Linked DNA regions of Homo sapiens: region 1 is linked to region 2. A link is an interaction called in ENCODE POLR2A ChIA-PET data of the cell type or tissue named here. Cell type or tissue: B cell. All regions are shown on one strand. Each heading gives the region's core, and the rest is flanking DNA. Links, peaks and the distances in the headings are about the cores only.

Region 1 (10,280 bases), core at 2,839-6,838, 220 kb after region 2:
TAAGTTATAAATGTAAAAGTTTTAAATCACTTAAGCTTATTATGGACTAGGGAGAGTAAAGGACACTTTAGAATAATGTTAACTTTTTTTAAATGATGCTAATTCTAATTCAAGATGGTAAACCACAGTTTTAAACAATGGAGTTCTTAGCTCTAATTCATGATAATGTTTTTCCCTAAATGATGCTCACTTGATTAAATGGAGAGAATTCAAATGCAGGAGCCTCACTTCATGGTACTATAGGTTGGGGAATTTTGCAGTTTTCTTAGTATATTTTTGAAATGTCTCAATTCTTAATGCAGTAACTGTCTTTAGAATCTTATCAGGCTGTCATTAACACTTTCACTATAAACGTTGTATGTCTGCATGTTAACTTTGTTGGCACTTTTGTTTTAGCAAAGAGCTAGAATTCATTTTCTGGTTATCAAGCCAGATTGTTAATAGATTATTAAATTTGTAAGCATCAGTAAATATTTCAATGCACTAACATTCATCAGACCTAAGTGTCCTCTAAGAATTATTAAAAGTTTTACCTTTCTCCTTTAAAACACCAGGAGCTAGTAGGACAATGTTAAATTTATATTTTTAGATTATTTTCTAGATATCTGGAATAAATACAAACTATATTTCAGAGTTTTCAAAAAATAACAGTTGTACTCGTTTTTTCTTTGAGAGAGGTTTGGCCATACAATTATAGTATGTATTTAGCTAAAAAGCAATTAATATAATTATAGCAGAGTTAAGAATTTATATCAGATCACGAATAACATTTTAATGTTTCAACAAAATATCCCAGAATTTGAATTGGAAGGATTGTTTTGAGTTGCTCCAATCCAAAGTGCTTTTTTACATATCTGAGGGAAAAGGTAAAGAGAGGACATATGAATTGCCTAAGACAACTAATTCATGGCATATTATACTTATACAGCTATTTCTGATTTAAAACTGAGTATATTAGGAATGTTAAGTGTACTGTTAAATAACTCCAGAATTAATAGCAGCTTGTTTTGTTTCTTCTCACAAATATCTCTAATGAAAACAGTGTTGCCATTTAGTTTCCTAAATACAGAAATTATTTGGAAAAGTCCTAGGAAATTTTATTTTGTTCTATTTGTTTTTTTGAGACGGAGTTTTGCTCTTGTTTCCCAGGCTGGAGTGCAGTGGTGCAATCTTGGCTCACTGCAACCTCTGCCTCGCAGGTTCAAGCGATTCTCCTGCCTCAGCCTCCCAAGTAGCTGGATTACAGGCGGCCGCCACCATGCCTGGCTAATTTTTTTTTTTTTTTTTTTTGTATTTTTAGTAGAGATGGGGTTTCACCATGTTGGCTAGGGTGGTCTCGAACTCCTGACCTCAGATGATCCACCTGCCTCGGCCTCCCAAAGTGCTGGGAGCCACCGCACCCACCCCCACTTAAGAAATTTTAAATTCCTGTAAGGCATCATTTTCAGAAATTATTGCTCAAGGCAGGACTGTAGATGTATCTTTAGCAGACTTTGGAATGATGTTTAGTTGTTCCTGGAAAGATGACTATCTTTTGAAATAGTGTAGATATATTGACTTTCATAGATTATTAATGCTTAATTTTAAGGACTGAGTAGGTAGCTTAGTATATTTTCAGTGAGAAACTGATCAGGCCTTTATTATTGGTTAGGGTACCCAGAATTGAGGTGATTAATTTTGGGTTATATATAGTAAAACGCAGGAAACTACAATGTTTATAAACAAAGTATCTATCATAGGACAAAGATAAAATTGGATAATAATGGAGAAAAATAAACAAAAGTGGAATGAGACTTTAGCTTTCAATAAATAGATAAGGTGGTTGGTTATGTAGGAACACAGAGGAATTAATAGTCTTACATTTTGTTTTTCCAAGTTTTATAAATCCAAAAATGAAAAAGAGTATGATTCTACTATAATTTTTTCTTTTAACTTTTTACATTTCCATTCTTCCTTCAGGCCATTTATTTCTCAGAAAATCCATTTTCCTGATTTTTCTACCAGAGACATACATAGGAATTATGTTGATTGTGTGCGATGGTTAGGCGATTTGATACTTTCTAAGGTATGGTAACTGCAGTTAAGCTGTACTTCCATCGTGTGTGTGTGTGTGTGTGTGTGTGTGTGTGTATGTGTGTGCGCATGTTGGAACTTGGCAGGGAGCACTTTATGTAGTTTATTAAATTGAATGGCAGCTGGGAAGTTGCCTTTTTTAAAGTCTCATATTTTGATATATTTAGAAACTTGTTTTAAGAATAAAACATGCCATTGAATTATAATTCTTTGTGCTCCAGTAAGATGAGTATAGTTTTATAAGGTGATAGTATTCTCTGATAGTCAGTATTGTTACAAGATAACCAGTAACTAAAGCCAACAGAATTGGCTTTTGTTTTTTTGTATCTCTGTGACTATTTTAGTAAAATTTTATTTATAAAAACAGGTGGCTGGAGTTGGCTTATGGGCTGTAGTTTGCCAACCCCTGCCCCTGTTGATGGATTTATACAGATGCTCCTCAACTTATGATGGGATTACATCGTGATAAACCCATCATAAATTGAAAACGCATTTAATACACATAACCTACTGAATATCAGCTTAGCCCAGCCTATCTTAAATGTGCTCAGAATTAGCCTACAGTTGGGCAAAATTATCTAACACAAAGCCTGTTTTATAATAAAGCATTGAATATCTCACATACTGCATACTGCTAGCCCAGGAAAAGATCAAAATTCAAAATTCCAAGTACTTCAAAATTGCAGCTGTTTTGTACCATTTTGGTAAAGTTGAAAAATTGTAAATCAGACCATTGTAAGTCAAGGCCATCTGGGTGTGTGTGTGTGTGTGTTTGTGTGTCTGTGTATTTTTTTGTAGCTGATAATTTAGAGAAGCTATTGGTGATGTTACATGAGCATTTAGGATTATCAAATTTGGTGAAATTGCTGTCCGGTTTCTTTTCTTGATGTGAATTTCAGGCCACTTCACATTTTCTTGGGCAGAGCCTGATTTACTTTTTTCTTGGCTTTATGTGTAAACTGTTTTTTTCTTTTTTCTTTAAACTTTTGACCTTCAAATAACTTGATTCATAGGATGTTTCAAAGATTGTGCAGAGAGGTCCCATATGATCTTTATCCAGAATCCAAAGTTTATATATTATATAACTGTAATACAATATCAAATCCAGAAAATTGACACTGGTACAATGTGTGTGTTTAGTTTTATGTCATTTTATCACGTGAATTTTGTCATTTCAAGAATGGTACAGTTTGGGACCTTTTAAGATTGTTTTTTTCCACTCAAACCCTTGAGATCCATCCAGGTTGTTGCCTGTATCAGTAGTTCTCCTTTTTTATTGCTGAGTAGTATTCCATGGTATGGATTACCATAGTTTATGTAACTATCTATGGTAGGAGGTTTTGGTCATTTCCAGTTCTGGGCTATTGCAAATAAAGCTGCTAATCAGCAGTTGTGTCCAGGTTTTTGTGTGGACTTAAGTTTTCATTTCTCTGGGTAAATGCCTAGGAGGGCAATTGCTGGGTTGTGGTTAAGTTTGTTTAGTTTTTTAAGAAACTGCCAAACTATTTTCCAGAGTGGCCGTGCCATTTTACATTCCCACCAGCAATGTATGAGAGATCCAGTGTCTCCGAATCTTCGCCAGCATTTGGTATTGTCATTATTTTTTATTTTAGCTGTTCTGATAGGTGTGTAGTGATATCTCATCGTGGTCTTAATTTGCATTTCCCTGATGGCTAGTGATGTTGAACATCTTTTTCATGTGCTTATTTACCATTCGTATATCCTTTTTGGTGATGTCTTTTCATATCTTTTGCTCATTTTCTAATTGGATTGGTTTTTTGTTGTGTTTTTTTTTTTTTTTTAACTGTTGAGTTTTGAGAGTTTGAATATATTCTAAATATGAATCCTGTATCAGATACATAGTTTGCAAATATTTTCTTTCAGTCTGTAGCTTGTCATTTCATCCTCTTTAATAGGGTCTTTCACAGAGCAAATGTTTGTAGTTTTTATTAAATCCAGTATATTGATTTTTTAAAATTATTTTATGGATTATGCTTTTGATGTTTTGCCTGAGAACTCCTTACCAAGCTATAGACCTTAAAGATTTTCTCCTGTGTTCTCTTGTAAAAGTTTTATACTGCTATGTTTTACATTAAATGTGTAATCCATTTTGAGTTGATTTCCTTATGAAGGTGCGAGGTTTAGGTGGAAGTTCATTTTTCTCTTATAGATACTCAGTTGTTCCATCAGCATTTGTTGGAAGACTATTCTTCCGCCATTGAATTGCTTTTGCACCTCTCTCAGAAATTGTTTGGCTGTACTTACGTGGGGCTGTTTTTGATTTTCCTGTTCTGTTTCATCTGTATATCTGTCCCTCCACCAGTACTACATACACAGTCCTCATTATTGTAGCTCTATAATTATTCTTGGAATCTGATAGATTTTTCCCGCTTTTATTTTTTTCATAATTGTTTTGAGCTATTCTAATTCCTTTGTCTTTCTGTGTGTAAATTTTAGAATAATCTTTTCTACATTTCTAAAAATCTTGCTGGGAGTTGTTTTGAGGAGAAGGAGTTTTTAACTGGATTTGTATTAAACCTGTATATATAATTTCAAGGAGAATTAATATTGTGCTGAGTCTTCTAATCCATGATTGTGGTATGTCTCTTCATTTATTTACAACTTCTTTGACTTTTGTCATCAGCATTTTATAGTTTTTAGCATATAAGTCCCATTTTTGCTCTGTTAGATTTATACCTAAGTATTTTTTAAGCAATTATAAACTGTTTTATATTTTTATTTTCCATTTTTATGTGTTCATAACTAATATATAGAAATATAATTGATTTTTGCATATTGATCTTGAATCTTGTGACCTAGCTAGACTACATATTCAAGGTGTGTTTTGTGATTTTCTCTGTAGACTATCATGTGATCTGCAAATAAGGACAGTTTTATTTCTTCCTTTGTGATCTATATGCCTTTTCTTTTTTTGCCTTATTGCGCTGGTGAACTTTCAGTCCTGTGTTGAATAGCAGTGTTAGGAACAGATATTCTTGACTTGTCATTCAGTCTTTCACAATTAAGTATATTAGGGTTTGTTTTGTTTTGTTTTGTAGATATTCTCTATCAAGTTGGGAAAGTTGAGAACTGTTTCCTGTTCCTAAATTTTTGAGAGCTTTTTCATGAATGGTGTTTTGTCAAATGCTTTTTCTTCATCAGTTTATATGCTCATATGGTTTATCTTGTGTTGCCTATTAATATAGTAGATTATATTGATTGGTTTTTTGAATATTGATCCAGCCTTGGAACCCTGGAATACATTCCTACTTGATCATCCTGTGTAATTTTTTGTATTGCTGAGTTCTGTTTGCTAATATTTTGTTAAGGATTTTTGTGTCTGTATTCGTGAGGTATGATACTGGTCTTAACTTTTTTTTTTGGTACTGTTTTTTCTGGTTTTGGTATTAGTAATACTGACTTTATAATGAATTGGCAAATGATCTGTTTCCCATTTTCCAGAAGAGATTGTGCAAAATTAGTGTGATTTTTTTTTTTTTTTTTTTGAGACGGAGTCTGGCTCTGTCGCCCAGGCTGGAGTGCAATGGCGCGATCTTGGCTCACTGCAAGCTCCGCCTCCTGGGTTGACACCATTCTCCTGCCTTAGCCTCCTGAGTAGCTGGGACTACAGGAGCCTGCCACCACACCCGGCTAATTTTTTTATGTTTTTAGTAGAGATGGGGTTTCACTGTGTTAGCCAGGATGGTCTCGATCTCCTGACCTGGTGATCCACCTGCTTCGGCCTCCCGACGTGCTGGGGTTACAGGCGTGAGCCACCGCGCCCGGCCACTGTTGGTTTATTTTGCTCAACTTTTATCAGTTTCTTAAGATGGTAGCTTAGATTGTTGAGTTTTTGAGAATTTGTTTTATGGCTCTATTTTAGATATATTTGATGGGAGCTTGAAAAGAATATGTACTCTGTTGAGTGGAATGTTGTATAAGTGTTTAATTGGTTGATGATGTCGAATTCTTCTATATCCTTGTTCGGTGTCTACTGTTTTATCAACTATTGAGAGACAGGTGTTGAAATCTTCAGTTACAATGTGGATTTTTCTCTTTCTCCTTTCAGTTCTGTCACGTTTTGCAGTTCTATTGTTCATGCATTCACATTTAGTATTGCTATGTCTTTGGAATTGTCTCTTTTTTCATTACATAATCTTTTTTCAAACTTTTAATCTATGTATATTATAATTGAGTAAGTTTCTTGTAGATGATATAGTTGGGTCATTTTTTAAATCTATTCTGCCTATGTCTTTTAATTGGTGTATTTAGACCATTTATATTTAAGCTTTATATCAGTTATTATTTTAAGTCTGCCATTTTTCTTTTTGTCTTTTTCATTTCTCTCTGAGTTTTTTCCCCCCTAACTTTCTGGGTTACATGAACAGTTTTTAGAATTCCATTTTTATTTCTCTATAGTAACTCATTAGTCTACTATATTATCAGCATTTTACAATATTTTTTTTTCTCCAGAAATAAAATCTCACTCAGTCACCCAGGCTGGAGTGCAGTGGCACAGTCTTAGCTCTCTGAAGCCTGAAACTCCTGGCCTCAAGCAATCCTCCTGATTCAGCCTCCCGAGTAGCTAGGACTAGAGGCATGCACCACTATGCTCAGCTAATTTCTTTAATGTGTGGAGGTGGGGATCTTGCTATGTTGCTCAGGCTGGTCTTAAACTCCTGGCCTCAGGTGATTCCCCTGCATTGGCCTCCCAAAGGACTGGGATTATGGGCACAAGCCATTTGAGTGAAATTTAGAATGCTTCCTTCCCTTTACATCACTTTATTCTTCTCCATTTATAATTGTCTTAAATATTTATTTGTATTTGAGAACCATATCAGTTTTTTTGTTCTTCAACCATCAAACATAATTTAGAAAACCCAAAAGGAAAAGGAGAATATTATATTGACTCATTTTGCATTTTCTGTTGTTCTTCCTTACTGATAAATTCAAATCTTCTTAATTAATTTTCTTTCTGTTTCGAAAACTTTCTTTAACCATTCTTTTAGAGCAGGTCTGCTGTTAACAGATTCTCCTAGTTTTTCTTTATCAGAGCATGGCCTCATTTCTTCTTTATTTCTGAAGGATGTATTCACTCGATATAGGATTCTGGATTCACAGTTATTTTCTTTCAACACCTGACAAATGTTTTTGCTCCCTCTTTGGCCTCCATAATTCCGATGAGAAATTTGCTGTCACTGGAATTGTTTGTCCCCTGTAGGTAAGATGTTCTTTCTGTCTTACTGCTTTCAGGATTGTTTTCTTTGCCTTTAGTTTTCAGATTGAGCATGAGTATATTTAGTTTGAGGTTTGAGTGCGATATGACTTGATGTGGATTTCTTTGGGTTTGTCTTGTTTGGGGTTCACTGACATTCTTGAAGAATCTGTAGTAGATTGATGTTTTGTCCCAGGTTTGGAAAGTTTTCAGCCATTACTCAAATTGTTTTTCAGCCCTGCTCTCTTCCCTCATTTTGGGACTCTGATTATATGAATGTTAGATCGTTTGTTTGGTCCCTAGGACTGTCTTTTTTCTTTTTTTTTTTTTGTTCAGATTGGGTAATTTCTATTGTACTGTCTTTAAATTTACTGACTCTTGACCCTCTTCTCTTTTGATATTGAGCCCATCAATTGAGTTTTTTATTTGGGTTATAATAGTATATTTTAGTTATAAAACTTCCAGTTCATTCTAAGTATGTTTGCATTCATTGAAGCATTTTTATATTCCTGCCTTAAATCTATGTCAGATCTGACATCCATGTTATCTCAGTGTTGGTATCTATTGATTATCTTTTTAAAGCTGATTTTTGTCTTTTTAAAAAGTTGATTTTTATGATTCTTGGTATGAAGAGTGATTTTTGATTGAAACCTGGGTATTTTGGGTATTACGAGACTCTGGACCTTATTTAGATCTTCTCTTACAGCAGGCTTTCTCTGATACCTTTTCAGCTGGGGAAGGGAGGCGCATTGTGTTGTGCCAGATTGGGGTGGAAGTCTGGGTTCCCCACTCGGTTGACCTTGTGTTGGTGCTTCATTACTGCTCAGTCGGGGTGGGAGTTAAGGCTCTCCGTAGGCCTCAGCTGATACCACCCTAGCTGGGAAGGGCCAGGATGCCTAATTACTGCCCCCCCTAGTGGTCTCCATTTACACTCTGGGTAGTTGGTGGTGGCTTTACCAATGAATGGTTATGAATGTCCTAACTCTATTAGGCCTCCTCTGATACCACCCTAGCCCGAGAGGAGGCGGGTCACCCCATTGCTATAAGAGGTACAGGGAGAGTCATGGGGTAGGCACTTGGGGTGCTTAGTTACAACCTGAGCATGGGTTTTCACTGGTTCAGATGGAGGTGGGTCCACAGATTTTTCTAGGGTGTTTGGCTGGAGTAGAGCATTGTTGTCTGAAAATTTTGTCCTGTTAGGCTGCTACTTTTTTTGGTTCATTGGCTAGAAAAAGCAGGCTTTTATTGTTGTTGTTGTTGTTGTTGTCTTCACTCATTAGCATTTGTGAGTTGCTGCCTTCTCTCTTATCTAGTCTGGAATACATAAGGCAAAAGAAAACCCGGGAAACTCAACGGTTATCGTTTGTGTTCCAAGGTTTCTAACTTGTTTGCCTTTTCTCTACCTTTCCAAGTCTTATGTTTGCTTTGTGTATGATACTCCGACTTTTAAGTGGACTTACAGGAAAAAACACATCTGCTACATTGTTCCACCAGCAGAAGTAAAAAGCTATTAGCTTTTTAAAATTTCTGCTCTTAGAACTTAGATCTCTGGAAAGGATTTCTGAATTTTAGGTGGTAGGCTGAACTGAAATATATTGGTGGTCTCAAATCTGGCTCTGCATCGGACTCACTAGGAGAATGTTAGAAAAATAGATTTCCTAGACCTCACCTTCAGAAATTCTAAATCTGGCGCAAGGCCCTGGGAATTGGTAGTTCTAAAAAGCTCTTAGATGATTTTGAAGTGCAGCCATCCATTAGCTCTGGCAACATCTTTTTACCTCACTTTGCTTTAGTTTTTCCATCCAGGGACTCCAGTACTTAAAAATTCTTCACCGGTGCAGTTAGTAAGAAGCACTTGAAGAGCTATTTTACAGTTCTTCTGCTTTGGCCTTTCTCTTAGAGACTCTGAATCAGTAGGGGCTGAGAGACTCTGAATCAGTAGGGGCTGAGATGAGTCTTTTGAGAAAACTCCACAGACTATTGATCCAATTTTGCATTTAGCCAAGAGTCATCACACTGGGTGGTTTCTAAGGTCCTTTACAGTTAAAAACTTGAATAATAGATGTCATATAGCACTAGGATTTAAAAAGTCTAAATAAAAAAGGTAGAGAAGAAAAATGTGTTGTCTCCTCCCTAATCTTCAAGTGGCCATACTATTAAATTATTTAAATGCCTGTGAACCCCACAGGGCTGCCACCTGTCACTATATTATGTAGGCTGTCCAGTAAAACTCTAGGGGCACTGTTCACTTACATGAGGATTTCTGAATCCTGGTGCTATTTAGTTTAGGCCAGATAATTCTTTTTTTTGTAGGGGGTTTCCTGTGCATTATAAGATATTTAGTAGCATCTTTGGCCTCTACCCATTAGAGCACAGACACATTGTCAAATGTCCCTTCGTGGGCAAACCACTGACCTAGACAGTAATATGAATAGTGCCCACAGTTTTGCAATTTTTTCTCATTGTATTCTTTACCACTTACTGCTTAGGTATGTGCATACAAATTTGATTTTATAGGATAGGAAAAGTATAAGTTTGAAGCCTATTTCAATCCTATCCCCATATGAGTGTCTTGATGTTAAACAACTGCTTTACTTGCCTTCGATTGCCCTATTTATAAACTGAATTCTAAGGCTATTTATGTGAGTTCATCAACTTTCCTAAGATACCTGTTGAGTACCTACTGTGTGGCACAGATACTGGATGAAGGAATAATAGTTAATAAGGTAAAGGAAACCACCTGTGATTAGAAGCGAAATGGGAGACTGCATGGGGAAAGATGAAACTAGTGAAGTAAGCAAGAGCCAGATTAATGCCGGATTCTGAAAAGCCATGTATTCTAATTCTGTGTGTTTGTAATTGACCTGTGCTATAAAACACTTAAAGTCTCTGGGTGTCAGAGTATCTAGAGCTGAACTTGGTTTAACTTGAAAGAGAAATGTTGACTTCCAAAATGAATATTTCAGACAATGTGATTCTTTTGTATTATCGA
Region 2 (12,819 bases), core at 3,543-7,542:
TACACATCACCTTAGTTATAAGCACACTAATAAAAGTTTACATGTAGCTAAGAAATTAATACACTACCAGTAGCAGCTATTCACAGTGCATTTGCATTTTCCTTTTATGAGTGCTATATTCTAGTTCTTAGCCTCCTTAAAACACAAACATGCTTCTATTCTGCCTACTTTGCCCTCTAACCCCTCTACCCATGACCATTTTTAACAATAATCTCTGCTTCTGTTTTTTTCACCCCGGGAAACTCATCTAATTTCTTAACCTCAAAGAAAATCTCTATGCAAATCATTCACAAATTTCTTCTCAGAAAAATCAATCTAAGGTCTTCTGGGGGAGTTAGAGACATTAGAATTTTTCACCTCTGTGTCCAAAAACATCTCACGTTTAAAAAACAAGAACATGGTCTCAACTATAACCTAAATGTCCCATTTTTGTTTTAATTAATAACACTCATTCTTAACTTTGTTAAATTCTCAGGAATCCTGTCTCTTTGTATCTTCCACAATGTGACACAGCGCCTTATACATGTGTTCATATGACAGCATAAATATTTGTGGATTTGTAAGTGAAACAAAGGCTCATTTCTCCACTCATAAGATCCAGGAGACAGAAGTAAGGGTAACAGCGAAAAAGCCTTCCCTGTAGGTAGGTTAAAGTTTTTCGTTAAGAGCCAAACCCATGTCTAAATTAAGTAGGAATCCAGAAGATTTTTCATCTCTTCTCTTAAAAATTTTTAAATTCTGCCCAGTCACAGGGAATAATGGATTGCAGTTAGACTCTCTGCCAGAGGCTCCCTCACTCAGAAAACACAAGTTCCGTTCCATGTCCCCAATGCACACAGAACAACGAGAATCTTTATATTCCACTTTCATGAAGCTTTGCAAACCTCAGTAAGAACAAACAGAAATCCCATTTATTCTAGTATTAACTGCATACTATAATACGCCAATAGTGTCTTAGGAGTTAGAAATATACAATAGTGGACAAAGTTTCTATTATCACGGAGCTTATATACTAATGGGAGGAATGTAATCAGTAAACAAATGAACAAATAGATGGTGGCAAGTGCTAAAAATTTCTTAGCTCTTGGAAGGGATGGAGCTATGTGTTTGAGGGAGGTTGCTAGGAAGGAGCCCCACATAAAATGACTTTTAAGAATTATGGCAACAGTGGTAGTGTGTCACCAGTGGCCTGGAGGCCTATGGAACTGACCATCATGATCAACTACCACCTTCCACATAGTGAGTAAGTGTGAAGGCCTCCCATTCATTCTATATCTCACATGTCTGCTCCACCTGTGCCAAACCAAAGACACATCAAACGGGATCGTCTCTTGGTAATTTTGCAAAGCCTCTAGTTTTACGTATATAGTACCAGACGGTGGAAATCTCATTTATTTATTCACATGCTTCACAATTAAAACAATCTGATCACTTTAAGTGACTCAAAATTACACGAGCCATTTATTACACGATTAAGTGACGTAACTGTAGCTAGTAAGCATGTGAAGACCCTGTAAGCCAGGGGTTCCCAACCCCCAGGCCGTGGACCATTACTGGCTCATGACCTGTTAGGAACTGGGCCACACAGTAGCTGGTGAGCTAGGAAGCATTACTGCCTGAGCTCTGCCTCCTATCAGATCAGCAGGGGCATTAGATTCTCATAGGAGCGCGACCCCTATTGTGAACTGCACATGCAAGGGATCTAGGCTGTGCACTCCTTATGAGAATCTAATGCCTATGATCGAGGTGGAACAGTTTCATCCCGAAACCATCCCTCCACACACCCCCTGCCAGTCTGTGGAAAAACTGTCTTCCATGAAACCACTCCTTGGTGCCAAAAAGGTTGGGGACCGTTGCTGTAAGCCACTGAGTAACAAGTGAAAGCCATTTCTGAAAAATCATTTTTCAAACTGCTGGAAACCAACTGCAGTAATGGCGGATGTAGCACCAAATAATAACCTATCTACATGGCTTTAAATTTTGAAATAATACTCTCTAAGTGGAAAATATGAGCAATTTTAATACATTATTAATATATCACTATAAAATAAAGCCATTAATAAATCACTACAAAATAAAGCCAGAGTTATTTTTCCTAATAAGTTTAATATTACGCCTTTAAGTTTCTACAAGAAGGAAAAATCACCAGGATTATTCTACAAGAAGAAATAATCACCAGGACAAAAAATATCTCTATCCTCATACACCTCATAACCATACACCTGTTCTTATAAGATTCCTAGAAGGGTACAGTGGTATGCACCTGTAGTCCCAGCCACTCAGGAGGTTGAGGTGGGTGGATCACTTCAGCCCAAGAGTTTGAGGCTGTAGTATGCAATGATGACAACTGTGAATAGCCACTGAACTCCAGCCTAGGCAACATAGTGAGACCCTGTCTTGAAATTCAAAAAAAAAAAAAAAAAAAAAAAAAAGACTCCATATAACCCACATTCACCTATTTCCTATTTCTCAGCACTAAAAAGTCTGACAATTTTACTTCCTGACAAATGTCTTTCTTAAAAGGAATTATAAAATTTTATATAGATCTATATTTATACAATATCCCATTTATTTTCAAAACCACATTCTATCTATGAATGGATATATGAAGAGTCTCCTAAATTTCTTAAAGAGTGTATCTTTATCCTGGCTTGTGTGAGAAAGTAATATACATTTTAAGTGGTCTAGACAAGTAGGAAGGGAAATTTAATCATCTTTCTCCCATCATTCTACAGTACCAATCTTTCACCAACTTTTTTTTGCTATGATGCCAAACGATCTTCAAATAAACCTTCTACCCAACCACAGCTTTTCAAGTTAATCTCTTCCTAAACTTGACAAACACTGGAGAATGTTAACTAGTTTTTACTTTCATTGCTACATTAGATACTCTCCAGAGTGACTGGGATTGGCAGGTATCTTGTTTTTAACTCTTTCTACAAGATATTTCATTAAAGTTAATTTCTCCCATTAAAAATCTTCTGGCTCACATTTATTTGATAGTCTGTCCTAAGAGCTATTCATTTTCAATATCTGCTTCAAATACTGATAATGAAGATTTTAATTTGCCATCACTGAAGTTCTGCTCTAGACTCTCTGGCTTCCATGCATGGTCCCATCCATTTCCATGTGCTACAACTGTACTATAACAAGACTAACCAACACATCAGAATGAGCAAAAAAAATCTAGAATCAAATTCGAGATTCATGATTCACCATTGTGATTTCAGGCATGTTAATTAGTCACTCAGTTTCCATTTCAACATTTAAAAAATAGGACTAATACTTAATTTTCACAACATCTTGGCTTAGTAAGGTGATATATTTAGGGTATTTTAAAAGTACCCTAAAGCTTTAAAGCATCATTACAAATATTTTCATTTCTTTCTTACCATCATTTTGTATTGATGTTTTCCCTCATTTTAGGAGACAACTCCTCTATCACCTTTCCAATACACTGTCATGAAAATAGCTCAAACTCAATTACTGCTGCAAAACCTTCATTATCTAATGCCCAATTTCTTCATCAACTGGGAAGTGTTACCATAGATCCTTGCACTCAATCTTAAGAGTGGCAAAATCTTTATAATGCACATATGATTTCTTTCTTTCTTAATAAAGACAGGGTCTTACTCTGTCACCCAGACTGGAGTAGCTGGGACTACAGGTACATGCCAGCACATGCAGCCAATTTTTAAATTTTCTGTAGATACAAGGTCTCACTATGTTGCCCAGGCTGGTCTCAAACTCCTGGCCTTAAGTGATCCTCCCACTTTGGCCTCCCAAAGTGTTGGGATTACAGGCATGAGCCACCGTGCTTGGCCAAGATTTCTTTATACATTACAAAATTCTTTCATATCCTTAGTCTTCCAATTTAACAACAGCCTTGTGCCAAGGCAAGGAATGCTCTATTATAATATCTCTATTGCAAAGATTTAAATACTTGTCTAAAGTAGCACAAACTAGTGGCTGTGTTGGAACTACATTTTTCAAACAGTAACCTTTCCACTAGCAGGATAGATGAAGACACACATCCACAACACACACACACTCTACCCCCATTTCCATGTGGTCTGAGTGAGACTTATCATTTTCTCTAATTACTCTAAACTGCACACATTTTCACAAATTCAGTGTTGTGTTTAGTTCTCACAAATCTAATTCCTAGTATACACAGTAGGCCACCTCTTGTCTGGTTTAGTATAATCCTCATTGGCATAATCATCTTCTTTGTGGCTACAATGAACTAAAGTTGACAGACTATGAGGAAAGCGACACATTATTCAACTCAAGTTCACAAGTTGCGAAAGTTCTGGGCATTGCCCATTTCCAAATGACTCAAACTGCAAGCCTTAATTTATAAGCAAGTTTAAAGAAGCCAAGAATGTCAGAGAACAAACTAAATCAACTCACTAGATTTTAGGTGAACAGGTCTTATATGATGTTACATGAGAAGAACACAAAGCAATTTTCCAGTCATCTTTTGCCCTAGAGATGTAATTACTATCAATTCTAAGTAATAGCAGAAGGGGTAAACTACGTTAAAAGGGGCCTCAACAGTTATAACACATTCTTGGTTAGTCATTAAGTTATGAAAATATAACTCTGATGAAGAAAGTCAAAGAAAAATCAATTCTAGATTAAGTCTATAAGCCCAAGGACAGGAAGCAACTTATTAGTAAGTTTCTCTCTTAAAACGTTTCCGGCTGGGTGCAGTGGCTCACACTCGTAATACCAGCACTTTGGGAGGCTGAGGCGGGCAGATCACCTGAGGTCAGGAGTTTGAGACCAGCCTGGCCAACATGGTGAAACCTCGTCTCTACTAAAAATATAAAAAATTAGCCGGGCATGGTGGCGGGCACCTGTAATCCCAGCTACTTGGGAGGCTGACGCAGGAGAATCTCCTGAACTCGGGAGGCAGAGGCTGCAGTGAGCCGAGATCCCGCCACTGCACTCCAGCCTGGGCAACAAGGCCAAAACTCCGTCTCAAAAAAAAAAGGTTTCCAATCTCCTGATGCGAAGCAATGGTTCTCTCCTTGCACTGCACCTTCATGCAGTCAAGGAGTATCTTAGTATCCCAAGCTGCTCTATAAATAGCTTTCTAACTTAGCTGCCAGTTGCAATTCTATAGCTAATTTTTAAGTTAGTACCTATGGCTGTTTTTCATTGCCACTCAGCTATGTCAGGCAGTGTTTCTAGGTTAGGCTACTACAGAAACCACTTGAAGATAGTGCCTTGATCCACTCTAGGTCACCAAGTCAAAACAGTATTTTGCAAGAATACGATGAACAAAAATAAATGAGGGTTTATACTCTATAAAGTCTAAGACTTTATATTAAATTGATAGCCAACACAAATTCCAAACCTGACAACAAATACACAAATACATAGTTCTGTGAAGAAAAATTACTAAAGCTAATGTTAATAAAAGAAAAATAGGCCGGGTGCAGTGGCTCACACCTGTAATCCCAGCACTTTGGGGGGCTGAGGCGGGCAGATCACAACATCAGGAGGTCGAGACCATCCTGGCCAACATGGTGAAATCCCAGCTCTACTAAAAATACAAAAATTAGCCGGGCGTGGTGGCGCATGCCTGTAATCTCAGCTACTCGGGAGGCTGAGGCAGGAGAATCGCTTGAACCTGGGAGGCAGAGGTTGCGGTGAGCCAAGATATAGCACCACTGCACTTCAGCCTCCTGGGGAGTAAGAGTGAAACTCCGTCTCAAAAAAAAAAAAAAAAAAAAAAATTACTGCCTGCTAAACTGTAACTTTTCAGTCATTAAACAGCTGGTTTTACTTCAATAAGGAAATGTACAAATGGGAATAAGGATAATGTGGGTATATCTTCCAATTCTGAAAATGGGAGGCAAAGTGACCACGTAAAGAACAAATCAGAGGGCCGGGTGCGGTGGCTCCCACCTGTAATCCCAGCACTTTGGAAGACCAAGGCGGGTGGATCACATGAGGCTAGGAGTTCCAGACCAGCCTGACCAACATGGCAAAAGCCCGTCTCTACTAAAAATACAAAAATTAGTCAGGCACGGTGGGTGCACACCTATAATCCCAACTACTTGGGAGGCTGAGGCATGAGAATCACTGGAACCCAGTGCAGTGAGCTGAGATTGTGCCACTGCACTGCAGCCTGGGTGACAAAGCAAGACTGTCTCAAAAAAACAAACAAAAAAAAACATAAATCAGATCTTTACTCCGGTTCCATACCAAAAGATCAAATGCAACTATCCAGTTAACTTATTTTATCTTTGATATTCAGTTTTAACACACAAATTCATTGCAGAGCAACCCACTCCATTTTGTATGTATCAATAAATCTTCACACTGATCTTATATCTCAAAACCAGACAAATTCCCCCATGACAGCTCGCCTGAAATAAAGCCAGTAACTGTTAATTGGAGAAATTCATTTTCTTTTATTTTCCCTTTTTTTTTCCTTTTCCCTGAGAAAGAGTCTCACTCTGTCACCCAGGCTGGAGTGCAGTGGCGCAATCTCGGGGTTTCATCATATTGGCCAGGCTGGTCTCAAACTCCTGACCTCAGGTGATCCACCTGCCTTGGCCTCCCAAAGTGCAGGGGTTACAGGCGTGAGCCACCATGCCTGGCCTCTTTTCTATTCATCTAAGAGAACTGCTACCTTCCAAAATTCTGCCCATCCCCTTCCAAAGATGCAATCTGAAGGTAGATGAACTTAGAGAAGTTAAAAAAAAAAAAAGGTACCAACAATTAAAACGAGTTTGCTAGGTAAAACTACATATTGGACACAACTAAAGATTATTCTAAACTACATCAGGCCAGGTGAGGTGGCTCACGCCTGTGATCCCAGCACTTTAGGAGGTCAACGTGGGTGGATCACCTGAAGTCAGGAGTTCACAACCAGCCTGGCCAACATGGCAAAACCCCATCTCTACTAAAAATAAAATACAAAAATTAGCCAGGCGTAGTGATGAGAGCCTATAATCCCAGCTACTCAGGAGGCTAAGGCAGGATAACTCCTTGAACCCAGGAGGCGGAGGTTGCAGTGAGCAGAGATCGCGCCACTGCACTCCAGCCTGGGCAACAGAGCAAGACTCTGTCTCAAAAAAAAAAAAAAAAAAAAACTATATCAGTAAGTTGCTTAATTTCAAGTCACAAAAGGCCCCCCCAAAAAAAAAGCCAAAAAGAAAGTTCACCCTTTTTTGACAAATAACTCAAAACTAGATGTACATGTACTGCAAGTAAAAGCAAACTTTTCTGGCTCTTAATGGTTGTCACTGGTACACAAAAGTTTATAAGCCAAAAATGTGCAAGCAATTACAGCCACAAAAACTGATGCAGCCTTGACCTATTACAGATTTCTAATATTAAACAGATACATGCAATTCCCCATTCTACAATACATATACACAGCATTCATATAATTTAAGAAACACAGTCCTTCCATCATGCAAATTAAATTAAGGATCCTGGCAACAATAATAATGTTTACATTTCTGTGTTTCTGAAGAATTAAAATGAAGAGATAAAAATAAGGTGAAGCAATTATCCATCAATTCATCACTTAATAATTTTAAGATTATGTCACTGTGGTAGAACATAAATGGTGATGGATTAGTGATGCTCCTTACACACCCTCAGCTGATCCCCCAATATGAACAACAGGCAACACATATAAGACAATTTTTAATAAAGGTAGAAAGAAACTCCCTTTTTTTTACATCCAAGATACACACTGGAAAAAAATTATTTATTGTTATTATTTTTTATGTGATGTGGTCTCGCTATGTTGTACAAGGTGGCCTCAAACTACTGGCCTCAAGAAATACTGCCACCTCAGTCACCTGAGTAGCTGGGACTACAAGGATGCACCAACACACCCAGCTGAAAATTCACATTTTTGTTGCCCATTTCCTCCTAAAACAAGAATCACATAAGACAATGCCACCTATTCCTACCAATGATAATAAGATATGCAAATTCAAACTGTTTTTCAAATAATGATATAGTAGTAAATGGGACAGAATACTCTGATGGAGAATGAAGCAAAGGCTCAGAGAGAAACTGTTTCTGGTATTCGTTTCCAAAGGACCAAGCCTACAACAAAAAAAGCTAAAGGAGCACAATTATAGCATCACAGAATAACAGAGTAAGAAGGTAATTTAGAAAATAAACTATTTTAGTAACAGATTTTTGTGAGGTCATATGGAGCTAGGGTCAGTACCCTACATTCCAGTTAGAGCTTACTCCTCTTGAAGCATATGGAAAATTTATCTTAAGATAAAGTGGTGGCTCACTCCTGTAATCCCAGCACTTTGGGAGATGGAGGTGGGCGGATCACTTGAAGTCAGGAGTTCCTGACCAGTCTGGCCAACATGGTGAAACCCCATCTCTACTAAAAATACAAAAATTAGCCAGGCATGGTAGCGTGCACTCACAGTCCCAGCTACTTGGGAGGCTGAAGCAGGAGAATCACTTGAACCTGGGAGGCAGAGGTTGCAGTGAGCTGACATCGCGACACTGCACTCCAGCCTGCGTAACAGAGTGAGACTCCATCTCAAAAAGAAAAGAAAAAAAGTATAGAAAGTTGACATCTCAAAATGTAATCTTACATATTTACATAAATTATATTCCTCAAAGAAAAGCTCTCTCCTATCTATATCTCATTCCATATAAGTTTTCTGTGAGCTAAGAAGCTCCCCTTCAGATTGCCTGACCTCTAGTCAAGGTTCTTCATCGCCATCTAAATGTCAGATTTATTCTCTATGTCTTCTTACTAATAGTGTTTTGGTTTAAGTATGTGGAAAATAAAGCCAATAAGACTATCTGATGAATAGGTTTGTATAAACATTGTGTTAACAATGCATGTCAATTGCCCAAGACATAGAAAGGTTTCCTTAAAGGTTAGCTATTCTCCCCATTTTGTATGTCCTAACTAAACCAACTGAAACGGTTTGGCTCTGTGTCCCTACCCAAATCTCACCTTGAGTTGTAATAATACCCATGTGAAGGACAGGACCAGGTGGAGATAACTGAATCATAGCGACAGTTTCTCCCATGCTGTTCTCATGATAGTGAGTGAGTTCTCATGAGATCTGATGGTTTTATAAGGGGCACTTCTCTCTCCTGCCATCATGTGAGAAAGGACATGTTTGCTTCCCTTTCTGCCATAATTGTAAGTTTCCTGAGGTCTCCCTGGCCATGCAGAACTGTGAGTCAATTAAACCTCTTTTCTTTATAAATTACCCAGTCTTGGGTGTTTCTTCATAGCAGCACGAGAATAGACTAATACACCAATTTTTATCAGACTTTGTGAATCCCTGAAGACTGAAAGTTTCCTTTCTTTTATAAAATTTCTTCCTTCAGATCAAAGTTAGGTTTACATTATTTCTGTTGAGAAGACTTCTTCAATGATTCCTGTGCAATCTAGAGACTCGGAAATCCCCAAACCTCAGTAATTGCCACCATTCATTCATTCTATAATAAAGTTAATACAAAAACTTGAAGCAGCAAAATCTCATCTCAGCTTCCAGATCAGCAAAACTCCTTGCCTTTCCTGTTTTCACACTGGCAGCAGAAACTACAGATAAAGTGTAATTTTGAAAAATTGGCTCTAACTATGGTCCAACTTGACCTACAGTAGCCAAAAAGCTATATCTAAAGGTCATATAATTAAAAGTCATACTCCCTTCACAATCTAGCCTCAGACAATTGCTCCGACTGTATTTCTCATTGCACCCAACCTGTCCCTCTCACAGTCCAAAAGCACCCCATTTACAAATCTCTTTGTTCCTCAAACACAATTTCAGCTTCCTGTCTACAAATGTTTGCTCATGCTCTTTCCTCCACCTGAAATGCCTAGTGTTCCTAATAACTTATCATTTAAGGTCCAGTTATCTTCCCTTATCAAAAGCAGTATCTCTCTTATCTGATTTTTAACATCATTTGATCTGTACTTATCTCACATTGTCTGGCAATACAGCTATCTGCATACGTCATCTACCCTACTAGACTGAGGACAGATTAGTGTTTCACAATAATCTCAACACAACCTGAATAGTGACACTGTTAATTAAATTTGGCCTAAAGCTGCTTCCATAAGCAGGGAACTGCACCTCAGTATGTTAAAACTGCAACCTAACTCGAGTATATTCTTGTAACGAGGCTAAGCGTTCTGCCAATCACAAGCGGCAAGCTGCTCAGACATGTCCAAATAAGGCAAACGTGGACACAAACGTGGACCTGTAACCAATCAGACTATGTCTGGATGTCACTTCTTTTTCTGTCTATAAATCCTGACTATCCACATTGCTGGGTGGAACTCTCTGAACCTTTACTCCTTCAGGGTGCTGCTCAATTCATGAATTGTTTCTTTGCTCAAATTAACTGCCAAATTTAATTTGTCTAAAGTTTTATTTTAACAAGACTCAATATGTAATGCTAATGAGCATATTAATTTCCTTAAGACGAATAAAGTCTTTTTTTTGAGACAGGGTCTCACTGTCACCAAGGCTGGAGTACAGTGGCATGATCTCGGCTCACTATAACCTCTGCCTCCTGGGCTCAAGTGATCCTCCCGCTTCAGCATTACAAGTAGCTGGGACTACAGGTGTGTGCCACCATGCCCAAATAATTTTTATATTTTCAGTAGAGATGGGATTTCACTATGTCACCCAGGCTGGTCTCAAACTCCTGGACTCAAGCAATCTGCCCACCTCGGCCTCCCAAAGTTCTGGAATTACAGGGATGAGCCAAAGCACCCATCCAAGACTAACAAAGCCTTGTTTGGTAGAAATCCAGCTTTAAAAATGCACAAGTGACAATATATCATTTTCAGATATATAAAAGTCACTAATTAAATCAAACAGGCCACGAAGATTCTTACTGACTTCAAACTGATTTAACAAATCTTATTTATTCATACTATCACCCAATAAGATAGTTTGTGTTAAGTTCATTCATAAATTTGGAACTCAATAAAAGCTCAATTCCCAGACAAGCCCACAAAAGCCATGAGTTCACAGTATGCCTGATTTTACTTATTTGGAGAGCCAAACACTATGTATAACAACATTCGGAGGTCCAATTTTGGGTGGCAAGGTATATTTAGCCCCCTGCACATGTGCCAACAGAATCATGCATTCCTTCTTTCCTGTCTTTCTCAACAACCTCACTACAAACTATGTGTGAAAAGGAAAAAATACATTGCTAGTTTCACAGCACTGGTATCTAAAGCTAGGGAAGCAGCTAATAAATGGGAGAAAGGAGGGCTCTAAAATGAAGACGGAGGATGGCACTGAAGAGCCCAGAGTTTATCAAGACAAGTCCTGCTCCTTTAAGAGCTCCCTCTCCAGCCTCATCTCCCCTTACTCCCATTAACACTTTGCATTCTACCACACAAAACTATTCAGTTTCCCACAAACACACCATAAAGCGCTTTTTTGCCCCATGTCACTGCTTATCATCTGCAAATCACCATTCATCCTTAAAGTTCCTGTTACCTCCCCTCTGTGAGGTCTTTACTAACCTCCTTCAAAGTTAATTACTCTCTCCTACTTTGATCTTTATGTAAAAATTTATTATGCATTTACCTTAATGTATTATAATCAATTATTAGTTTGCACATTTTACACTATTAGATCTCAGGCTCCTTTTAAGGTAAGAATCAAGTGTCACTCATTTTTTCTTTTTGAGACGGAGTTTCACTCTTGTTGCTCAGGCTGTGGGGTTTCTCCATGTTGGTCAGGCTGGTCTTGAACTCCTGACCACAGGTTATCCATCCACCTTGGCCTCCCAAAGTGCTGGGATTACAGGCGTGAGCCACTGTGCCTGGCCCACTCATCTTTATAATATTTTCTGGACTGTCACCATTTTTCCTTAGCACTCCAAAAAAAATATGATTTTTTTTAAATGTTGGCAAAAATCTACCTTTAAAAAATTGCTTGCTGGCTGGGGGTGGTGGCTAATGCCTGTAATCTCAACACTGTGGGAGGCTGAGATGGGTGGATCACCTGAGGTCAGTAGTTTGAGACCAGCCTGGACAACATGGTGAAACCCCCGTCTCTACTAAAATACAAAATTAGCCAGGCGTGGTGGCACACGTCTGTAATCCCAGCTACTTGAGAGGCTAAGGCAGGAGAATCGCTTGAACTCAGGAGGCGGAGGTTGCAGTGAGCCTAGATCGTGCCACTGCACTCCAGCCTGGACAAGAGCAAAACTCCGTCTCAAAAAAAAAAAAAAAGATACCATGGAAACATACAATGACACTATTATTTGTGGACCAAAACAACTTATTGATAGTCATGCAACTATTTGTTACCTTCTTCATATATCTAAGACTATTCTGAAAATGTAAAAAATATAAACTGGATCAGATTAAGTGGTTTATCCAGCTGAAAGAATGACCCAAATAATTCCAGTTATCCATCACCAAACTATACCCAGTAGTCATGGAGATTGCCATCAAGTAACATTTTTCTCCTGCACAATTCCATTTCCACATTACACAGAGGTAGTAGAGTTGTATTCCATGTCAACTTCAAAAGATTAAAAACCCAAATATCTTTGGTTTTCCTTAATACAAATGTGTTTCTTCATACCATATACAAAAGTTAACTCAAAATTGATCAATCTTAAATCTAAGAGCTAAAATTTCTTCCTAAAACTCTTAGAGTTGTAAAGGTGCATAACCTTGAATCAGCCAATGATTTCTTAGATATATCGAAAGCACAATCGAAAAAATCAGAGGCTGGGTGAGAGTGTGATGGCTCACGTCTATAATCCCAGCATTTTGGGAGGCCGAGGCAGGTAGATCGCTTGAGGTCAGGAGTT

Evidence for each region. ChIA-PET counts read pairs that join two places held together with the same protein. Peaks named below come from ENCODE experiments on the same cell type or tissue, not always from the same donor. Only the 100,000 strongest peaks of a DNase experiment are listed, where the experiment ranks them.
Region 1: POLR2A ChIA-PET joins it to region 2 with 6 read pairs; 2 of 35 experiments call an interaction of 5 or more read pairs at or near these places.

The regions. Positions count from the first base shown.
Region 1 is chr11:86,266,497-86,276,776 of GRCh38, forward strand. EED (embryonic ectoderm development) reads left to right here. Exons shown (of 12, transcript NM_003797.5): 9 at 1,960-2,065. Among named protein-coding and RNA genes, the nearest start is that of MIR6755, 6.7 kb to the right of the region's middle. In B cell, for the core only: no CTCF peak of the experiment used is centred there; no DNase peak of the experiment used is centred there.
Region 2 is chr11:86,043,114-86,055,932 of GRCh38, forward strand. The region is part of intron 1 of PICALM (phosphatidylinositol binding clathrin assembly protein); the gene reads right to left. LOC124902730 (a long non-coding RNA gene) reads right to left here. Exons shown (of 2, transcript XR_007062822.1): 1 at 1-12,819. Among named protein-coding and RNA genes, the nearest start is that of PICALM, 20 kb to the right of the region's middle. In B cell, for the core only: no CTCF peak of the experiment used is centred there; no DNase peak of the experiment used is centred there; H3K27ac peaks cover 1,265 bases.